Linked DNA regions of Homo sapiens: all the other regions are linked to region 2. A link is a contact called in ENCODE Hi-C or POLR2A ChIA-PET data. All regions are on one chromosome and are shown on one strand. The core of a region is the stretch at or near the end of the contact, and the rest is flanking DNA. Distances in the headings are between cores, read along the strand shown.

Region 1 (3,305 bases), core at 771-3,270, 500 kb before region 2:
TGGGACATTCAACTCAAGATGACAAATAAGCAGTTGAATAAAGGTTAGGAAGGGAGACTTCACTGTGTGGATCAACTGCATGTAGATGGTAACCAAAGCTCTGAGCAGCACCAACATTTCAGAGTGGGCAGAGGAAAGACAACATGGCTAGAGCAAAACCAGGCGAATGTGGCACTATGAAAGCTGGGAGAAGAATGTTTCACAAAGGAGAGAATGGTCAACTGTATGAAGTCTTTTAGAGAAGCAGTGAAATGAGATCTGAAGATTGTCCATAGGACAACATGAAGATCATTGGTGACCTTAGAGCCTTTGAAGGTGCAGTGATAGAGAGAAGCCAAATTAGAATGAGTTGTGGAGTGAGTAGGAGGTAAGGTTGTGGAGAAAGCGAGTGCAGACAATTTGAATAAATGTAGCTAAACAAGTCACTAGTGGGAGGGTAAATAGGTAAAATCATAAATTAAACACACACATAGCTTTTACCCCAACAATTCTACTTCCAAGAAATCAGCCTACAAATATACTCCATATGTGCACAAAGACCTACAGAAAGGATGTTTACTACACCATTTTATAAACAGCTACAATGTTAATCAATAGGGGGCTGGTTAAATTAATATAACACATCCACACAATATAACACACACAGGGTATTACGTGGCCATTAAAAATACCATGGTAGGCTGGGCGCAGTGGCTGACACCTGTAATCCCAGCACTCTGGGAGGCCAAGGCAGGTGATCACCTGAGGTCAAGTGTTCGAGACCAGCCTGGCCAACATGGCGAAACTCCCTCTCTACCAAAAATACAAAAATTAACTGGGCATGGTGCAGGTGCCTGTAATCCCAGCTATTCTGGAAGCTGAGGCAGGAGAATCACTTGAACCCCGGAGGCGGAGGATGCAATTAGCCGAGATCGTGCCATTGCCTGGGCGACAGAGCAAGACTTCTGTTTAAAAAAAAAAAAAATCATGGTAGGGCCGGGCACGGTGGCTCAGCCTGTAATCCCAGCACTTTGGGAGGCCAAGGCAGGCAGATCACCTGAGGCCACGAGTTCCAGACCAGCCTGGCCAACATGGCAGAAACCCCCATCTCTACTAAAAAGACAAAAATTAGCCCAGCGTGGTGGCGCATGCCTGTAATCCCAGCTACATGGGTGGCTGAGACACGAGAATCGCTTGAACCCAGTGGTGTGCCACTGCACTCCAGTCTGGGCAACAGAACCAGACTCCATTTAAAAAAAAAAAAAAAGTACATATGGTAAATATTATGTGTATTTTACCAAAACAAGTTTTTATTTTTAAGGCACAATCTTGCCCTGTCGTCCAGGCTGGAGTGCAGTGGCGCGATCACAGCTCACTGCAGCCTTAACCTCCCCCAGCTCGGGCGATCCTCCCACCTCAACCTCCCGAGTAGCTGGGACCACAGGCCTGCGCCACTACGCCCGGCTAATTTTTGTATTTTTGTAGAGACGGGGTTTCACCATGTTGGCCAGGCGGATCTCGAACTCGTGATTTCAAGTGATCCGCCCGCCTCGGCCTCCCAAAGCGCTGGGATTACAGGCGTGAGTCACCGCACCTAGCCGAAAAAGAATTTTTTAAAGTCACCATCTCTACGAGGTTTTTCTGGGCCACCCCCCGGTAAAATGTCAAGCCCTCGACGAGCCGGGAGAGAGTCGGAATCCTGTGGGGGAGGCAGGGGCGTGTCCAGAAAGGCGGGAGCTTCCGGAACCGCTTAGAGCTAAGGGAGCTCGGAGCGGGGGCCGGGGCCGAGGGCGGAGCAGGGTGGGGAAGGGGCGGGTCCAGAAAGACGGGAGCTTCCGAGGCCGCCTCCACAGGAAGGGAAAGGGGCGGGAGCTTGGAGGGGGCGGGTCCAGAATGGCGGGAGCTTCCGGGGCCGCCGCCTCTGGAAGGAAAAGGGGAGGGAACGTAGAGGGGGAGGGAACGTAGAGGGGGCGGGACCAGGAACGAGAGCGCGTGGGTTTCTGGGGTGTCCGCCGGCGCCCCCTGGGATTGGGGAGAGAGGGAAGGGCTGAGGCTCACGGTTTCGGAGTAAGGGGAGCGGCCCGGCGAGCCGCCGCGCCTGGGTTAAGAGCTGCAGGAGGAACGTGGCTTCACGAGTTCGGCTCCTCGGCCATCCACAGCCCGGGCCTCCGCCTCTGCTGACCTGGCGGCTGTAGAAGGCAGAAGAGGCCTGAAACCTGCAGCAGGAGCACCACCCTGCCCCGCGGCCCCGCGCGCCCTCCAGTGGCGTCATCCCATCCGCTTTGATCTCGACTGGCGCGCCTACCCTCGGCAGCGGCACCCCTTGGGAGCGCAATCGCGGGCAGACTCCGAGGACCCATCTTGCGAAAGTTCTGCGAGGTCCTGACTTTAAGGGAACAGGGGTCGTACTTGGGCCATGGCCGGAAGGGAGATCCAACATCCATGACGACGTCTACCCCCCAGCCTGCCCCTTCAGAGCCCAGTCTGTGCCTTGCGTCAAAGTCAAGCAAGGGCTCTTGTAGGGCACCGAGCCCCAGCCAAAATCACCCTTTTCTTTCAGATAGCCCCCACTTACCCCCAGAAACCTTACTCTCTCCCTCGGGAGCAGGTGGGAAGTGAAAGGCCGGGGGGGCTGTTTCTGCTCTGCTTGTCTGTACCTGTGGCCCTTGAGTGGAAAACCCCGCCGCTGGACCAAAGACCTGGAGGCTCCAGGATTGCCCACTTGGGACCCTGACTATGAAGGGTCAAGATAGCCCATTCTGCCCCAGCACTCAGAGCCCTATTACCAAGGCCCCTACTCCAAGAATCCACCATCAAAACCGGGGCCCTGCCAGTGCCTTCCCAGTGTTCAGGCCTAGGGAAGAATAGCCCCATTATGCCTGTTACTCCTGATCCTTCTGCAGTCTCTCTCTTTGTGACCCCATGGCCTTTGCTGCTATGTCTGCCCTGGCCCCACAGAGTGCCAGGTCAGAGCCACCCTGGCCTACATAGCAGGGCCCCGGTTCACAGGCTAAAACCTGGGCCTCCTGCCAGGCTGCAACTCCCAGCTGCACACCGCAACCTGAGACATCTCAGCATATTCTAGGAACTAGTAATGGGGACGCTTCCGACTCGCTGGGGAAGGGAGATGAGGGCCTCTAGCTCTCCATGCCCAGTCTCTCATCATCAAAGTCATTTAAGGCCCCAGCGACCCCAGGGTTCAGCAGCATCCTGTTCATCATGAGCAGAGGGGTGACTGAATAGAATGGGAGGCAGGTGTGGCCTGAGCAGTTCCCAACCTGAATTTTCCTTTGAGCTTGGTGATTTGGGGCGGGGGATTGAGATAT
Region 2 (2,928 bases), core at 188-2,687:
TGAGTTTAAAGACAATGAGACTGGCATAAGTGAACCCGTTGAAGGCTTTCTCAGTCAAGTAGGTGAGGGAAGATGAAACTTGAGGTGGTGCCAATGGGACGGAAAGAGGAGGCAGATTGGAGAAATAGTGAGGTTATAGAGGCAATAAGACTTGTTCATTTATTGGATGTGAGGAAAGGACAAGGAAGGAGTCCAGGATGATTTCCAGGTTTCTGGTTGAGGCAACTGGATGGGTGGTAAGGAACTGGGACAGGGAATAGAGGAGCAGGCTGGTGACAGGCCGTAGAGCACATTGGTTATGTGCATCCTCCCGGCCTCCCAGAAGGAATCCATCACTTTTTCCACTTTTATAGGTGTTTCCGCACTGTCTTTCTGTCCGGATCTGGCAGACCTGGGTTTGAGTCCTGGCTCTGGACTTATAAGCTGTGTGATGTTGAGCATATTATGTAATTTGAGCCTATTTCCTCAACTGTAAAATGGAAATACAACTTACTTCTTGTTTGTGTATGTCTGAATTGAATGCACAGTGTGTGGTATGCAGTGGGCACTCCATAGTGTTGGCTATTTTTATTACTCAGAAAGGGGTCAGGGAAGAGGCCCAGGACAAATGGGTGAAGGCTTTAAGCAAGGCTTCTAGGTCAAAAGAGGAAAAACACAACATGTGGCAGACCAGCTGAAGCCAGAGGGAGGCCAGAGCTGAGCTACCACCACATGTTGCTGAGCAGATGAGTCACTGCAGGCAGCAGGTCAGGCTACCCAGGCCACAGCAGACTGGGCTGGGCTCTACACGATGACTTCATTGTATGCCTTTTTTGTCCTCTCCTCCTCCCAGAAGGAATCCATCACTTTTTCCACTTTTATAGGCGTTTCCACACTGTCTTACTGTCCGGAAAGAGCAAACACGGTGGAAAGGGACAGAAGAGCCAGAATTCCGTCTAGTTTGATCACTGATTTGCTGGGTGACCTGGTGCATTTCACTTCGCCTCAGTCTCTTTATCTGTAATATGAGAATGCGCAGATTTGCCTCCTAAGTGTGATGTGAGAATTAGGTGAGAGTTGGCAGGCACTAAATAAAAAAGCATGCATTAGCCTTCTATTCATTAGTTGTGTTATTCTGTCTCCTTCCTGCTCCCGGCCCCTCTCTCCCTAGTTCTTTGAGGACACCGATCGACTCGAACTCATTTTTGGGTCCCCAGCACTGAGCTTGGCCCAGCAGTTTCATGAATGGATGAATGAAAGATTCAATGGGAGTCCGCAGCCGCTGACGGCGCGCCGAGAGCCCCGCTCGCTTCTGGTCCTCCGACTGCGCGCCAGGGCCACGGGCGGGTCCTTTGCGACCGTTCGCTGGCGCGTGCGCGGGAGGCGGCGCGCGGCCGGAGGTGGCGGGCGGGCTCCCGGTGCGCGCGCGTGAGGGGCGGGGCCGGCCGAAGGCTGGCTGTAGGCAGGCGGCTGAGCCGGCGGCGGGTGGCCTGCCCAACGTGTGCTGGGTGGGAGAAGGCGAGGCGTCAGCGATGCTGTCTCTTCCGTGAGGAGCGCAGAGGAGGTCGCGGCGCCGGAGGCCCCAGAAGGCTCGAAGGCGCCGCGGGCTGGGGTCGGTGGCTTAGGGAGCCCGTCCGGCCATGGTGGCCGCGGGTGGTGGTTGGCGCGGCTGCGCTGCGGCCCGGGGCAGTGCGGAGCCGGGACAGTCGCGGCGCTGACGCCCGCGGGCCCCAGCTGCAGATATGAAGCGGAGCCGCTGCCGCGACCGACCGCAGCCGCCGCCGCCCGACCGCCGGGAGGATGGAGTTCAGCGGGCAGCGGAGCTGTCTCAGTCTTTGCCGCCGCGCCGGCGAGCGCCGCCCGGGAGGCAGCGGCTGGAGGAGCGGACGGGCCCCGCGGGGCCCGAGGGCAAGGAGCAGGTAGGGCGGGTTGGGATCCGGGAGGGTGAACCTGAATGGAAGCCGTGGGGGAGGGGATCTTCGGCGGGAGGACCCGGGCTGGAGCTTTGGAGGGGTGGGGTCTGAGTAGTTCGCGGGGAGGAGTGGGAGGTCTGGGGAGGCCGAGAAATGGGGAGTGGAGAAATGGAAGTGGTGGCCTGGGGTTGTATTGGAAATGGGGGTGTAGAAGAATGAAAAATTGGTGCAAGAGATAGTCAGGGGTTCTGGATGGGGCGAAAGGACGCTGGAATGTGGGCTGAGTGTGTGAGCTGCAACGAGTAGGCTTACTAAAGAGGCGTTGAGGAGTTATCCATAGGAGTAAATAGAGTAAGATGTAAGTCAATTTGATGTAGTGTTATCCTGTTTTCTAGAGGTTGTCCTTAAAATTGTAAAAACGGATGACACTCCCAAGCATTCTCTGATTTGGCCATCATTATACTTTTGTACCAGTGTGTTCACAATCATTGTTAAGGCTCTCTTTACCAACCATCTATTTCACAAGAAAGCACTTGTGAAACACCTGCATGTGAGCAGTGTTAAGCCCAATTTTGTGAACAGAATTCGTAGATATATGGTTTGCCTGCTAGTTTTCCACTGAAAACACATTACTGGGAAAACACAGCAGCATACAAATATTCATGGAGTTTCTGAATGAACAGGATATGTTTATGTAATTTATTAGTCAAGAGTAGGTGTATTTATGAGTAGGGGATAAAGGTCAGTTTTATCAGGCAGGAGAAGCTGCCACTAGTAGCGGTAATAAGTTTAGTGAAAGGAGAATAAGTAATCCTTGGTCTTGTTGGATTTACAGAAAAATGTTCTGTAGTAATGAACTCTAGTGACAGCTTTCCTTTTGTTCAGCTCTATTCGGGATCCTACTGACTTCATCCATGAATGTTTTAAGACTTCTTATAGGTCTCTTACCTCTTTTCTCTCAGATAAATTAGCATTTTCCTTAGACATTTTTTTTTTTTTTTGAGACGAAGTCTCGCTCTGTCGCCCAGGGGAGAGT
Region 3 (3,370 bases), core at 852-3,351, 280 kb before region 2:
AGACGGGATTTCTCCATGTTGGTCAGGCTAGTCTCAAACTCCTCACCTCAGATGATTGCCCAACTCAGTCTCCCAAAATGCTGGGATTACAGGCGTGAGCCACCGCGCCCTTCCAGTCAGTCCAACTTTTAAGAGGCAAGACCACTGGGCGCAGTGTCTCACACCTGTAATCCCAGCACTTTGAGAGGCTCAGGCGGGCGGATCACCGGGTCAGGAGTTCGAGACCAGTCTGGCCAACATGGTGAAACCCCGTCTCTACTAGAAACACAAAAATTAGTCGGGCGTGGTGGTGCATGCCTGTAATCGCAACTACTCAGGAGGCTGAAGCAGGAGAATCACTTGAACCCGGGAGGCAGAGGTTGCAGTAAGCTGAGATCGCGCCACTGCACTCCAGCCTGGGCAACAGAGTGAGACTCTGTCTCCAAAAAAAAAAAAAAAAAAAAGAGGCAAGACCAAGATATTGATTGGCATCTGCTTAATTTCAAATCTTTAGGTATTGTGTAAGCCCTAGAATTCCCTTCACCATTTGTGAAGGTGGGTTCCTGACTTTGGGGCTAATATCCCAGGGCGAAAACAAGTATAAGAATCAATTTACTGCTGAAAAGGAAGGTTGCACTGGATTCACCCAGATCAACACCAAGATTAGTATTGAGATCTTGGCCAAGCGCTGTGGCTCAAGCCTGTAATCCCAGCACTTTGGGAGGCCGAGGCAGGCAGATCACCTGAGGTCAGAAGTTCGAGACCAGCCTGGCCATCATAGTGAAACCCCGTCTCTAACAAAAATACAAAAAATTAGCCGGGGGTGGTGGCACGCGCCTGCAGTCCCAGCTACTCGGGAGGCTGAGGCAGGAGAATGGCGTGAACCCGGGAGGCGGAGGCTGCAGTGAGCCGAGATCCAGCCACTGCACTCCAGCCTGGGCGACAGAGCGAGACTCCGTCTCAAAAAAAAAAAAAAAAAAAAAATACAAAAATTAGCCGGGGCTTGGTGGCACAAGCCTGTAATCCCAGCTACTCCTAAGGCTGAGGCAGAAGAATTGCTTGAATTCGGGAGACAGGGGTTGCAGTAAGCCGAGACCGCGCCACTGCACTCCAGCCTGGCCGACAGAGCGAGACTCTAGCTCAAAAAACAGAGATTTAACCCACTAAGCCGCGGTCTGAAAGCTTTTCCAAGTCCCAAAGTTCTTAGTTCACAATACCACAAGCAAAAGAAATTTTGTAAGCATGGATCTTAGCAAACTTTTAACTGTTTTTTAAAAAGTCCTTAACACCTTTAACGACAAAAAACAAAAACCAAAAACTAAGGCATGCTGCAACTTGGTGCCCCCAAATGGCCTTCTCGTCCAATCCTTCTTTCCCAAGTGGCCCCCAAGTACAAAACCCAACCAATTCGGGGTAAAGGCTGCTGGGATTCAGGCCGCCACCGGGCCCCTTCAGGGGATCTGCCCAGCGTAGAGGGCCACATCCCTAAACCCCACTTCAGGTGCCCCCTGTCCCTCCCCAGCACTGGAGAAAGCACCAGCAGAGAGAGTGCTTCAGCGGGGACATTTGGGCTCATCGCTAACTCCATTCCACGTACAGGAAAATAAAGACGGGGAAAGGGTACCCGAAGCTCCGCAGCTAGTCAAGGCTCAGGACCCGGAACAGCCAAATACATAGAGGCTGTCTTCTACAGCCACGAGTCTGGATACAGGTCCATTCCAGAAGCTTCCCGAACCCACCCCGTCCGGCAGGAGGCTAGTCTCGGAGACCCCCACCACCAGCCCGCCCAGACGCCGCGCCACGTGCTCGAGTTGCCGGGGGAAGACTCGACTCGAGTCCACGCTTGCCTTGGGGTTCAACCAGGTTCCCGCACCTACGTGGGGGGCCCACGAGAGGGGTGTGCGCAGCGCTCAAGCAGTCTCGGACTCCGGGCCTCCCCCGGCTGCCTCACGCATCACAGCACCCCCACCCGAGCGCGGGCGGGCCCCGGACAGGAGGAGGAAGAGGCAACAGGCAAGAAGGGCGCGCCGCGCCTCACTCCGCAGGGGCCGCACTGCCCACACTCACCAGTCCCAACACAAGTCGCAGAAACTAACCACCGACACCAGGCAAGAACAAGACGCGCAAGAGCTCTCCGGGGCGCTGCCTTTATAGCCAGTAGGGATCTCGCGAGAGTCGGAACGGACGGGGGTGCCGGAGGAGGAGAGAGAGGAGGGGGATGTGGCCCGAGCCCCGCCCGGCGCGCCCCGCCGGAATGACTCGGCGCTTTCCCTCGTTGGGGCGGGTGCGGAAAAATACTAATACCCCACCCTGTTGCGGATGGCTGAGGTTGGAGTGAGGCGCCCTTGTGGCCGCTCCCGAACCCGAACGCTTAGGTTAATCCTAGATCTCTGCGGAAAACCAGGATTCTCTTTACTTCCAGGACCACTACGCACTGTGCCCTCAATGCCCAAACTGGAGTAAGCGTCTTAGCTGCTGCCCACGGAGGACCACGTCTAACCACACCAAGCCATGAGAACTGTCTATCCAAATATTTCTTAAGTTCGCAGCCTTAACCCCAGCGCAGATCCTCAGTAACCCTCATGGCTTAGATAGCTTCCTTCATTGTTCTCTTTAATTACAGGGTTGCTGCTTTCTGTTGTAAAGGAAAATAAAATATCAGGACTCCTAAACTTACGCCAGAGGGAAAGTTCATCTTGGGAGGCTGATTCAGTTACACGACCATCCTCTCCCCGGATGAATAATTTGACTTTACAATCTTGAGTCAAAACATTACACATTAGCCAGACCCACACGGTAAGGCAAAAGGCCTCAGACATTTCCTGATGACTACCCCCCACAAACACACATACACAAAATCATAATTAATTATTTGCTCCCCTGGAAACCTTTAAAGTATGTAGCCTCCCATAAAACAAGGACGTGTCAATTGCAACTAGATCTACAATATAAAGTCTAGTTCCTAAAACTAAAGTTTGTTCTATTCCACATTTTTTTGAGACGGAGTCTCACTCACCCTGTCGCCCAGGCTGTAGTGCAGTGGCACGGTGTTGGCTTACTGCAACCTCCACCTCCCGGGCTCAAGCGATTCTCCCGCCTCACCTCCGGAGTGTCTGGGACTACAAGCACGCACCACCACGCCCAGCTAATTTTTTGTATTTTTAGTAGAGACGAGGTTTCATCATGTTGGCTAGGCTGGTCTCCAACGCCTGACCTCAGGTGATCCGCCCGCCTTGGCCTCCCAAAGTGCTAGGAATGTAAGCGCGAGCCACCGCACCTGGCCTCTATTCCACAAATTCCATAAATGTTCACTACTAGATTACCTTTCTACTAGACTACTTTCTACCTTTCTAGTAGTACCTTACTACTAGATTACCCTGAGTCCACCACA
Region 4 (2,910 bases), core at 39-2,538, 460 kb before region 2:
CAGCCTCCTGTAGCTGGGACTACAGGTGCGCACCACCATGCCCAACTAATTTTTAATTTTCTTTTTGTAGAGACAAGGTTTCACTATGTTGCCCAGGCTAGTCTTGAACTCCTAGGGTCAAGCGATCCTCCCACCTTGGCCTCCTAAGATGATTACAGGCCATAAGCCACTGCGCCCGGCCCAAGCAGTTCTGAATAATGATGAAATGGGCTCAGTTGAGAGAAGCTGAAGATTAACTATAAACAATGAGTAACAAAGGAGCACTGGAAGGCAGAGGTGGATGGGAATCGTAGTGTTTACGGAGGGACTAGTCTCCAATAGGAATTTTTTTTTTTTTTTTTTTTTTGAGACGGAGTTTCGCTCTTGTTGCCTAGGCTGAAGTGCAAAATGGCGTGATCTCGGCTCACCGCAACCTCTGCCTCCCAGGTTCAAGCGATTCTCCTGCCTCAGCCTCCCAAGTAGTGGGATTACAGGCGCCCGCACCATACCCAGCTAATTTTTTTTGTACTTTTAGTAGAGACGGGGTTTCACCATGTTGGCCAGGCTGGTTTTGAACTCCGGACCTCAGGTAATCCGCCCGCCTCGGCCTCCCAAAGTGCTGGGATTACAGGCGTGAGCCACCGCGCCCGGCCTAGGAACCTCTTTCAAATTCAATCACCCTCTAGGTCGACTATACCGCCTAGCTGCTTCACAATTTGTCCCTTCCTCGCCATCCATACTGCCAGCCTTAATTCAAGTTCACATTATCACTTGATTGGATTATTACAAAAGCTTCCCTACCAATCGGTCGCTCTTACACCCTGGGCAGCCTCCTCCGATGGCCCACTCCCCGCCTCTTTCACTTTCTGGAGATCACTGAGCTCTCCATCCTCTCTGGGAATTTACCGATGCCCAGAACGCCCTTCTTTCCCCCACACGACCCTCTCCTAGTCTAACTCCTGGGCGTGCTTTAAGCTCAGCTCAGGCAGCGTCACCTTCTCTGGAAAGCCCAAACCCAGCCACCCCACTACCCGCTACCCGCGGCCCACGCTGATGAAGACAGCAGAACACGGAGGCCCCGCGTTCCCGCCGCGAGAGCAGGAGAGAAAGATTACCTCCCGCGAGCTCTAGCGCGCCCGGCTTTCCGGCGCACTCCAGGGGGCGTGGCTCGGGTCCACCCGGGCTGCGAGCCGGCAGCACAGGCCAATAGGCAATTAGCGCGCGCCAGGCTGCCTTCCCCGCGCCGGACCCGGGACGTCTGAACGGAAGTTCGACCCATCGGCGACCCGACGGCGAGACCCCGCCCCATCCCCGACTGCCTGAACCGCGCCAGGAGACGGACCGCAAGTCCAGCGTACCCACAGACGACTCAGGCGGGAGACGAGCGGTGTCATGGCCGCCGACAGTGACGATGGCGCAGTTTCAGCTCCCGCAGCTTCCGACGGTGAGCGGCTTCCCAGAGGTAGCCTTCAAAGCCTCTGCGCTCTGGGAGAGGGGAAGGCCTCGGGCTCATAGTTCTAGAGGCTCCTCAAGCTTCAGAGGACTGCTCCTTCCGCCTGAACTAGCCACGAGGAGACTACAAGTTCCGTTGTACACCGCGGCTCCGGCTGCAAAAGCCTGGAGCGTTGGGAGCATGGGGCTGATGGAGGCATGGCGGGAGATGTAGTCTGGAGCTCATAACGGTTAGTAGTAATAGTTGTGATTCAGTTCAGTGGAGTGGATTGAGCGTTGTGATCCAAAGGAAGGTAGGACGTATTGGGAGCTCTGGTGTGGGGCACTGCCAGGCTCTGGGGCTTACTGGGAGCTGTTGCTTGTGGCGCTGGGGCACCATGAGAACAGTAGTATGGATCCCTGTGGGATATTAAGGGAGCTGAGATCCTCAAGCCCTACAAAATGTTTCCTGCAGGACATGGGAAAAAAGAATCAAAGGTCGTCTAGTCCAACTTTCTCCTCTACAGATTGTGAAAGCGAGGTGGGAAGTAATTTACCCAGGCTCATACAAGCCAGTAGAAGACTCAGGCTTCCTCTCCCCAAATTCAGGGCATTCTCCACTCCAAGGCCTGTGTGTAGAACACGTGGGTTACAAAGGCTTGTGGGAAAAGCTACCAATGGAAACTACCCCCCTTACCACCATCACCGTGGCCTAGCTTGGTGTCTGTTCCCCTGGGCTCTTTCCTTAAGCATGAACATCCATCACCCTCCTAACCCCCAGGTGGTGTCAGCAAAAGCACAACATCTGGGGAGGAGCTAGTAGTCCAGGTTCCCGTAGTGGATGTGCAAAGCAACAACTTCAAGGAGATGTGGCCATCCCTCCTGCTAGCCATAAAGACAGCTAATTTCGTGGCTGTGGACACGGTGAGAGTTGGGAAACAAGGAGGGCAGGTGGTTGTGAAGGGGCTGGTGCTAGAGGCCTGTCACAACTCTCCCTTTACCTACCCACAGGAGCTGAGTGGGCTTGGGGACAGGAAGAGTTTGCTGAACCAGTAAGTATAAGCCCTTTTCTCTTTAGTGCCAGCCCTCAACTGTGGAGTGGGGGGGTCACAGACCTGGGTGGTTTGGGTCCTTCATAAGGCTAACTCCTAGCCACAGCAACCCCCATACCCAACCCCAAGGTGCATTGAGGAACGTTACAAGGCCGTGTGTCATGCTGCCAGGACCCGTTCTATCCTTTCCCTGGGCCTCGCCTGCTTCAAGCGGCAGCCAGACAAGGTATGAGCTGATCTCACCCCAATCCTAGGTGTGGCTGTGGGGTGGAGGGTAGAGAGATTCTAGGGAACATCAGATAGGAAGCATTTCTCTCCCAAATCTTTTTTTTTGACTTGATAGTTTTTTTTTTTTTATTTGAATAGGTTTATGGGGAACAGGTGGTGTTTGGTTAAATGAGTAAGTTCTTTAGTGGCAATTTCTGAGATTTTGGTGCACCTATCACCC
Region 5 (3,074 bases), core at 552-3,051, 310 kb before region 2:
ATTACCATTCCATACTAAGGCACACAAATATCCCCCATATATTCTCTTGACCCTCCAAATTTATGTATCCAGGTCCAAGCTTTCTCCCAATTTTCAGACCCAAATTTCCAGATACCCACAGTGATATTTCAAAACACCTCAAACTCGGCTGGGAGCAGTGGCTCACGCCTGTAATCCCAGCACTGTGGGAGGCCGAGGTGGGCGGATTGACTGAGGTCAGACGTTCGAAACCAGCCTGGCCAACGTGGGGAAACCCCGTCTCTACTAAAAGTACAAAAATTAGCCGGACGTGGTGGCGCATGCCTGTAATCCCAGCTACTCGGTAGTCTGAGGCAGGAGAATCGCTTGTACCTGGGAGGAGGAGGTGGCAGTGAGCTGAGATCGTGCCACTGCACTCCAGCCTGGGTGACAGAATGAGACTCCGTCAAAAAAAACAAAAACTAACAAACAAACCCTGAAACTTAACTTGTTCAAAACCAAATTTATTACCTTCTCTCAAAATTGCTTTTTTATGCTCCCTATTTCAGATGAGATCAGGAGCGTTGAGGGTGGTATAACCAGAGACTATGTTCCCTATTTCAATTAACACTACCGATTCACACCATCAGCCAAGTCAGAAACTTTCTACTATTCTTCTCAACTTTATTTTGAAACCTCTTGGAATTTCGGGCCATTCCCTCCCGCCTGGATGAGCACACTCGTTTTCTGCCTACCTGGCCTTTCCGCCTCCACGGTCTTCACTTTCAATCCTTCCTCTATATTTTCACCAAAGATAATGCAATCATACCAAGCTCCTGCTTACAAAACCTTCAACGGCTCCCCATGCATGCAGCATGAAGTCCAAATTCCTCAGCAAGTTCTTCTCAGAGGTATACAATTTAAAGACTTTTAAATTACGCAAACCTGGATTTCGCTTGTAGCGAAATCTGAACACTGGCTTAGTCCACTCTTCACAGCGAAGAGTAAAAAGCAGAGAGGGGAAAGGAAGGGAGACGATGACAAGCGAGGAAAGAAGAGGGGGAAGGCAGTAGGGTCTGAGGGGAGGGAATTGTTTTCCTGGGTAGAGGTGAACGTTTTCGAGGGAAGAGTGTATCGGAGGGAAGTCAAGTGAAGGAACCCAGATCTCTGAGGCAGGAGCGGGTATGCGAGCAGGGAGGCGCTCAGTGGGGAGCTGGAAGTCTCTGAAACAAGAGTTTTCCGAGAAAACGAAAGATCCCTAATGCGAGCGAGGTAACTTCTAATGGGTTCCCAGGTTCTAAGGGGGAGCAGACGTGGCGGGGAGCCTGAGGGAAGTGAGAAGGAAAGGGGAAAGCGGCCAGGAAGGGAGCGTCCGCCGCCGCTGAGAGGGGGACCTCTGGGAAGCCGAGGGGTCCCGTCGGGTGCGGAGGGACGCAGGCGCCTCTGCTCCGGGGCAGAGGAGGTGGAGCGGCAGCGCGCGCGGGCCAGGCAGGATGCCCGGGTTTGTGACCCCCGTCCTCTTTTCACGTTACCTGAGGCAGGACTGAGCAGCCAGAGGGGTGCCTGCGCGGGCAAGAGGAGGAGACGGCGGCAAAGAGGGAGCATAGTAACCCTCACAGCTCGTTGGTGGCAGCGGCTCCTTAGCCTGCGGAGGCGGTGGGAGCCCCTAGCGCAGAAGCCGGCGACTCAGCTAGGCTAGCGGCGGCGGCGAACGAGGAGACTACTGCCATGGCCCCACAGTCGGGGCCGCTCCCCCCGCCTGTTTGGCGGGGCCAGGAGGACGATCCGACCAGCGAAGCCAACAGGGCAGCTGGTAGCTCTGCTGAGCTCCCGGGCCGCGAAAGACTGAAACGCCTACCCGGCCCAGCAGGGGGGTTGGGGGCGGGGTCTCGGCTGGCCACGCCCCTCCCTCAAGCCCTCCCTCAGAGTAGCCAGTCAACCGTCAACTCCTGATAAACGAGGTAGTGGAATTGCCCAATTAGCGCTAGGAATGCCACGTGGTATGAGGGTGGGCACAATGGGCGTCCAGAAAAGCCAATCAACAGCCGTAGGTGCCAACTCCGGAGGACGAAGGGAACCAATAGGAAGGAAGTCGAGGTAAAAACAGAAGAAGCAGTGTGTGGGAAAGGCGGAACCGAGGAGGAGGGAATACACCTGGGGGAAACCCAAGTCCAGGAGCCTCTTAGAGGGCGGGGCAGTAAACACAAGATGGACCAATAAAAATGTTAAACACAGAAATGATTGGTAATTGATAAAGCCAATAGAAAATGGACTAGACTGGCGCGGCTTTCGGGTTGGTCAAGGTATAGCTGAGTAAGGAAAAGCGGTAAGAATGCTGCGTCCTGCAGGATTTCAGTATAGTGAGGAGGAAAAAATATATCAATAATACCGACTTGAAATAGTAAGAGCAATCAGTAGAGCTAAACAAAATGCTAGGGAAGCAATTAATCATGACTATGAGATTCGGTTAAGTGAAAGCTTAGAGGAGGTAACACTTCAGCTAGCTTGAAAACAGATTTTGAAAGAAAGCTGGTGGGGAATAAGTTGGGATTTTTTGTTGTTTTTGTTGGTTGTTTTTTTTTTAGAAGGGTCTCACTCTGTCGCCCAGGATGATGGAGTGCAATGGAGCGATCATGGCTCACTTGCAGCCTCAAACTCCTGGATTAAGATGATCCTCCCAACTCAGCCTCCCCGGATAGCTGGGACTACAGGCACACGCCAGCATGCCTGACTAATTTTTTGTATATTTTGTAGAGACGGGGTTTACCATGTTGCCCAGGCTGGTCTGTAACTCCTGGACTCAAGTGATCGGCCCACGTTGGCCTACGAAAGTGCCGGGATTACAGGCGTGAGCCACCGCTCCCAGCTAAGAATTCTGCCCAGCTGTTCAAGGCACATATTTCTTCACTTTTTGCATGTGCCTGGACATCAGGAGCTCATAATCTCATGACTGAAGAGACTAGAACAGGAGGAGGGCAAGAGCAAGCAGTATGGGCCTTACTGTATTAGCACTCCCAGGGGTTAGAGACCCCTTTTCAGACATCTTAAGACTTTCATCCTCCTGGAAGAGTATAAGTGGTATGCATTCCTGGTGGCCATAAAGTTTAAGAAATATG
Region 6 (2,930 bases), core at 287-2,786, 440 kb after region 2:
TGGGATTACAGGCGTAAGCCACCGCGCCCGGCCCAGAATTCTTTGTTTTGAGATAGGGTCTTGCTCTGTCGTCCAGGTTGGAGTGCAGTGGCGCGATCTTGGCTCACTGCAGCTTGACCTTCCAGGCTCAAGCGATGCTTCCAAGCTCAGCGTCTGCAATAGCTAGGACTACAGCTGTGCACCACCATGCCTGGCTAATTTTTTTGTAGATATGGGGTTTCTCCGTGTTGCCCAGGCTGATCTGGAAGTCCTGGGCTCAAGCAATCCTCCTGCCTCGGCCTCCCAAAGTGCTGGAATTACAGGTGTGAGCCACCATGCCTGACCTCAGAATTCTTGATAACCCTGTGAGGATGGCTTAAGCTATACTCAGGTGTGTGACCTTGTACAAGTTACTAGCCTATCTAGGCCTGTTTCCTCACTTACAAAATGGGGACAAAAATAAACCTACCTCATAGTCATGAGCATTACATGAACTGTTATATCTTAGAAGCTCAGAAATGCCTGGTGGTAAATGCTATAAATACACCCTTATCATTATTAGTGAGTACCTAGGTTGTGCATGCCACTGTTGGGTGCTTTACGCACATTAATTTACTTGTCAGAATAGCCATGGGGGGGAGGTACTATTATAATGCCACTTTAGATATGAAGAAACTGACGTTTTGAGAGATTGGATGATTAAATCTCTGACTCCAAACACAACGCTTCCTCCAACGCGGTTTGGCCTTGGAGAGGAAGGCAGCTTCTTTCAAGACACCCCTGAGCGAGAAAGTCGCGTCATCCGGGGGCTCCCATTGCCCGAGCCCGCCACGTGGCAGTCTGGGCCGAATGCCTCTCCCCACTTTCTGGGTGGGCGAGGCCTGACTCCAACCCCGGCCCTCCGCTCTAGACCTGGTACCACTGTAGATTCAATCCAAACTCCCAGAAATGTGCCGCCTTTCATAATCCCCAGCTGTCCACTACAGGTGGTAACTCCCCTGCTGCTCAATGTGGCGTAAATCTTCCCTTCCATAGCTGCGGGACCACAGCTCACCGACCTGGGACAAACACCCGAGACGGGCCGAATTCCAGCTCGCAGGTAGTAATTCCGCCCCTCCCCTCCCCGCTCCGTCGCGTCCAGTCCAGCTCTTCTAGCCCTGCCCCGCTCCTCTAGCCCAACCGCTCCCCACTGTTGGCCCCGCCCCTCCCCGCCCCGTCCAGCTCTTCTCGCCCCGCCCCGCTCTTCTCGCCCAACTGCTCCTCGCTGTTGGCCCCGCCCCTCCCCCGCCACCCCCGCCCCCGCCCCGCCCCTCTCTTCTCGCCCAACCGCCCACCTCTGTTGGCCCCGCCCTCCCATCTAAGTCACGCCTCCTAGTAGGTCAATTTAGCTTCTCCAGCTCCAGAGCCCAGACTCCTCATTGGGCGCAGCACTATTCCCGCCTCTTCCTTGGGTCGCGAGCGCCGAACTCATCGAACGCAGCCAATGGGTGATACGACGGCAGCGCGGCGGGAGGTTCGATTGACCCGGTCTTGGCGGGTCGGTGAGTCTTGGCGGCTGTTAACGCGCGCTTTGGGAACAGGAAGGTTGAGAGAGAGGTGCTGGGGTCTGCGTCTATCTCTGTCGCTCTTTTCAGCCCCTCCTGGTATTCCCCTCCTAACCTGGGTTTTTTACACGCCCGCGTGGCTTCCTGCTCGACCTCCCTGAGTCTGATCCTGGTTTCCACCTCCAGCCCTGGGAAATTTCCTTTCTCCAGACTCGCCCTCCCCACCCGGGCCTCGGACTTTCACCCCAGCTTCTCTCTCCTGGCCAGTGATTACCCACCCCCAATCCCACCCCGCCCCGCCGCGCAACTACCTCCTCCCTTCACCCGGACTGGGACCATCATCCCCACTCCACTCCGCCCAGTCTGGGACTCCACCTGCCTCCTCCCCAATCCCACACTAATCTCTGCTTGGTCTCTTCCTCTTTGGCCTAATCTCTCGTCTCGGCTTATTGGGGACGGCCACTCTCACAGTTTGGTTCCAAACACCAGTTCCTGGATGGATTCCCGCCATCCATGCCCCCTCTTTAATTAGCCGGTCCTCTCAATAATGTAGCAGCCCCCTCTACAGATTAGACCCTGGTCCTACACTCTTAGCCGCTGCCTGCTTTTGACCTTTGGCTCATGGGTACTTGACGTTTTAAACTCCTAGGCCCAGGATGGTAAGTGTGGGCCTAGGGGAGACTGGGAATAGCCCTGGGTCAGGGTCTAGTAGGCCTAGGCTGCAGGATCCTTGCAGGCACTGTTTCTGTTCTCCCTTTACAGAGGAGGAGCTTGGCTCCCAGCCAGCTGGCCAAGAGAAAACCTGAAGGCAGGTCCTGTGATGATGAAGACTGGCAACCTGGCCTAGTGGTGAGCACTCAAGGGGACAGGGAAGGTGGGTAGAGCTGTTTGGACAGAAAAGAAGCCAGGATTTGGTTTCTAGGGTTACATAGCCAATTCCAGATGCCTCTTTTGTATGTTCAATAAACTTTTAGTGAGTACTTACTATGTGCCAGGCATTGAACAAGATTAGTAAAATCTTTATCCTCAGGGTAGTCACTAGAAGCTAATATAGCCTCAGTTTTCCTGGTGGGAAAAGATAAGCAAAAGAGCCAGTTGGATTGGACCTTTTGACTCTGCTTGGAAAAAAGGGCTACACAACAGCAATTAGCAGCTGGCTCTTTTGCTCTTTGTCCCCTGCCCAGTGTCACAGAACAGTAGAGTGTTCTGGGCCTACCTTGGAGTCCTGGGCTCACTTGGGCCTAGATCTGACAGGTTGTGTCCTTCCAGTCCTTGCTCATACTCAAGTACAGTATATTCTACTTTAGGTTGGGCCCTGGGCTCTGCTTCCTGTTTTGGAGGCTTGTTGGGGCTGGCTGTGGGCAGGACCTATGTAAACCAAAATAAATAGGACAGTGCAGCATGGAC

What was found. A loop is a pair of places that touch in the nucleus more often than their neighbours do. ChIA-PET counts read pairs that join two places held with the same protein, here RNA polymerase II (POLR2A). Pooled maps may share reads with other maps.
Region 1: a map of naive thymus-derived CD4-positive, alpha-beta T cell shows a loop between it and region 2 (4-fold over the local background). The contact joins the promoter of LINC01144 here to the promoter of MAST2 in region 2. A Hi-C loop is called at or near these places in 1 of 168 maps with a recorded cell type or tissue (naive thymus-derived CD4-positive, alpha-beta T cell) and 4 of 50 pooled maps. POLR2A ChIA-PET finds 5 or more read pairs at or near these places in 3 of 52 experiments (GM12878, H1 and activated T-cell).
Region 3: a loop to region 2 is called in a pooled map, with 6 times the contacts of the local background. The contact joins the promoter of PRDX1 here to the promoter of MAST2 in region 2. A Hi-C loop is called at or near these places in 7 of 50 pooled maps. POLR2A ChIA-PET finds 5 or more read pairs at or near these places in 6 of 52 experiments (AG04450, H1, K562 and 3 more).
Region 4: a loop to region 2 is called in a map of sigmoid colon, with 7 times the contacts of the local background. The contact joins the promoter of TOE1 here to the promoter of MAST2 in region 2. A Hi-C loop is called at or near these places in 1 of 168 maps with a recorded cell type or tissue (sigmoid colon) and 9 of 50 pooled maps. POLR2A ChIA-PET finds 5 or more read pairs at or near these places in 2 of 52 experiments (A549 and PC-9).
Region 5: a loop to region 2 is called in a map of CD4-positive, alpha-beta T cell, with 5 times the contacts of the local background. The contact joins the promoter of TESK2 here to the promoter of MAST2 in region 2. A Hi-C loop is called at or near these places in 6 of 168 maps with a recorded cell type or tissue (CD4-positive, alpha-beta T cell, PC-9, ascending aorta and 2 more), 1 of 37 single-sample maps with no recorded cell type and 13 of 50 pooled maps. POLR2A ChIA-PET finds 5 or more read pairs at or near these places in 1 of 52 experiments (GM12878).
Region 6: a pooled map shows a loop between it and region 2 (8-fold over the local background). The contact joins the promoter of RAD54L here to the promoter of MAST2 in region 2. A Hi-C loop is called at or near these places in 1 of 37 single-sample maps with no recorded cell type and 11 of 50 pooled maps. POLR2A ChIA-PET finds 5 or more read pairs at or near these places in 2 of 52 experiments (GM12878 and OCI-LY7).

The regions. Positions count from the first base shown.
Region 1 is chr1:45,301,890-45,305,194 of GRCh38, forward strand. It overlaps LINC01144 (long intergenic non-protein coding RNA 1144), which reads left to right and starts at 2,021. Exons shown (of 1, transcript NR_024270.1): 1 at 2,021-3,305. It overlaps LOC105378691 (a long non-coding RNA gene), which reads right to left and starts at 1,857. Exons shown (of 3, transcript XR_947287.4): 1 at 1,603-1,857. RefSeq lists enhancers at 1,594-1,653, 2,114-2,353 and a silencer at 1,744-1,923.
Region 2 is chr1:45,802,175-45,805,102 of GRCh38, forward strand. It overlaps MAST2 (microtubule associated serine/threonine kinase 2), which reads left to right and starts at 1,438. Exons shown (of 29, transcript NM_015112.3): 1 at 1,438-1,898. The coding sequence starts at 1,722. RefSeq lists a silencer at 1,266-1,705.
Region 3 is chr1:45,519,783-45,523,152 of GRCh38, forward strand. It overlaps PRDX1 (peroxiredoxin 1), which reads right to left and starts at 2,102. Exons shown (of 6, transcript NM_181697.3): 1 at 2,047-2,102. RefSeq lists a silencer at 1,296-1,458 and an enhancer at 2,501-2,580.
Region 4 is chr1:45,338,882-45,341,791 of GRCh38, forward strand. TOE1 (target of EGR1, exonuclease) reads left to right here and starts at 1,289. Exons shown (of 8, transcript NM_025077.4): 1 at 1,289-1,423; 2 at 2,192-2,334; 3 at 2,422-2,462; 4 at 2,592-2,688. The coding sequence starts at 1,372. MUTYH (mutY DNA glycosylase) reads right to left here and starts at 1,089. Exons shown (of 16, transcript NM_001048174.2): 1 at 1,018-1,089. RefSeq lists enhancers at 611-1,278, 1,279-1,947, 1,300-1,649, 1,948-2,614.
Region 5 is chr1:45,489,362-45,492,435 of GRCh38, forward strand. TESK2 (testis associated actin remodelling kinase 2) reads right to left here and starts at 1,802. Exons shown (of 11, transcript NM_007170.3): 1 at 1,491-1,802. RefSeq lists enhancers at 1,460-1,509, 1,796-2,090 and a silencer at 1,740-1,959.
Region 6 is chr1:46,246,227-46,249,156 of GRCh38, forward strand. It overlaps RAD54L (RAD54 like), which reads left to right and starts at 1,537. Exons shown (of 18, transcript NM_003579.4): 1 at 1,537-2,182; 2 at 2,286-2,372. The coding sequence starts at 2,180. RefSeq lists a silencer at 1,098-1,357.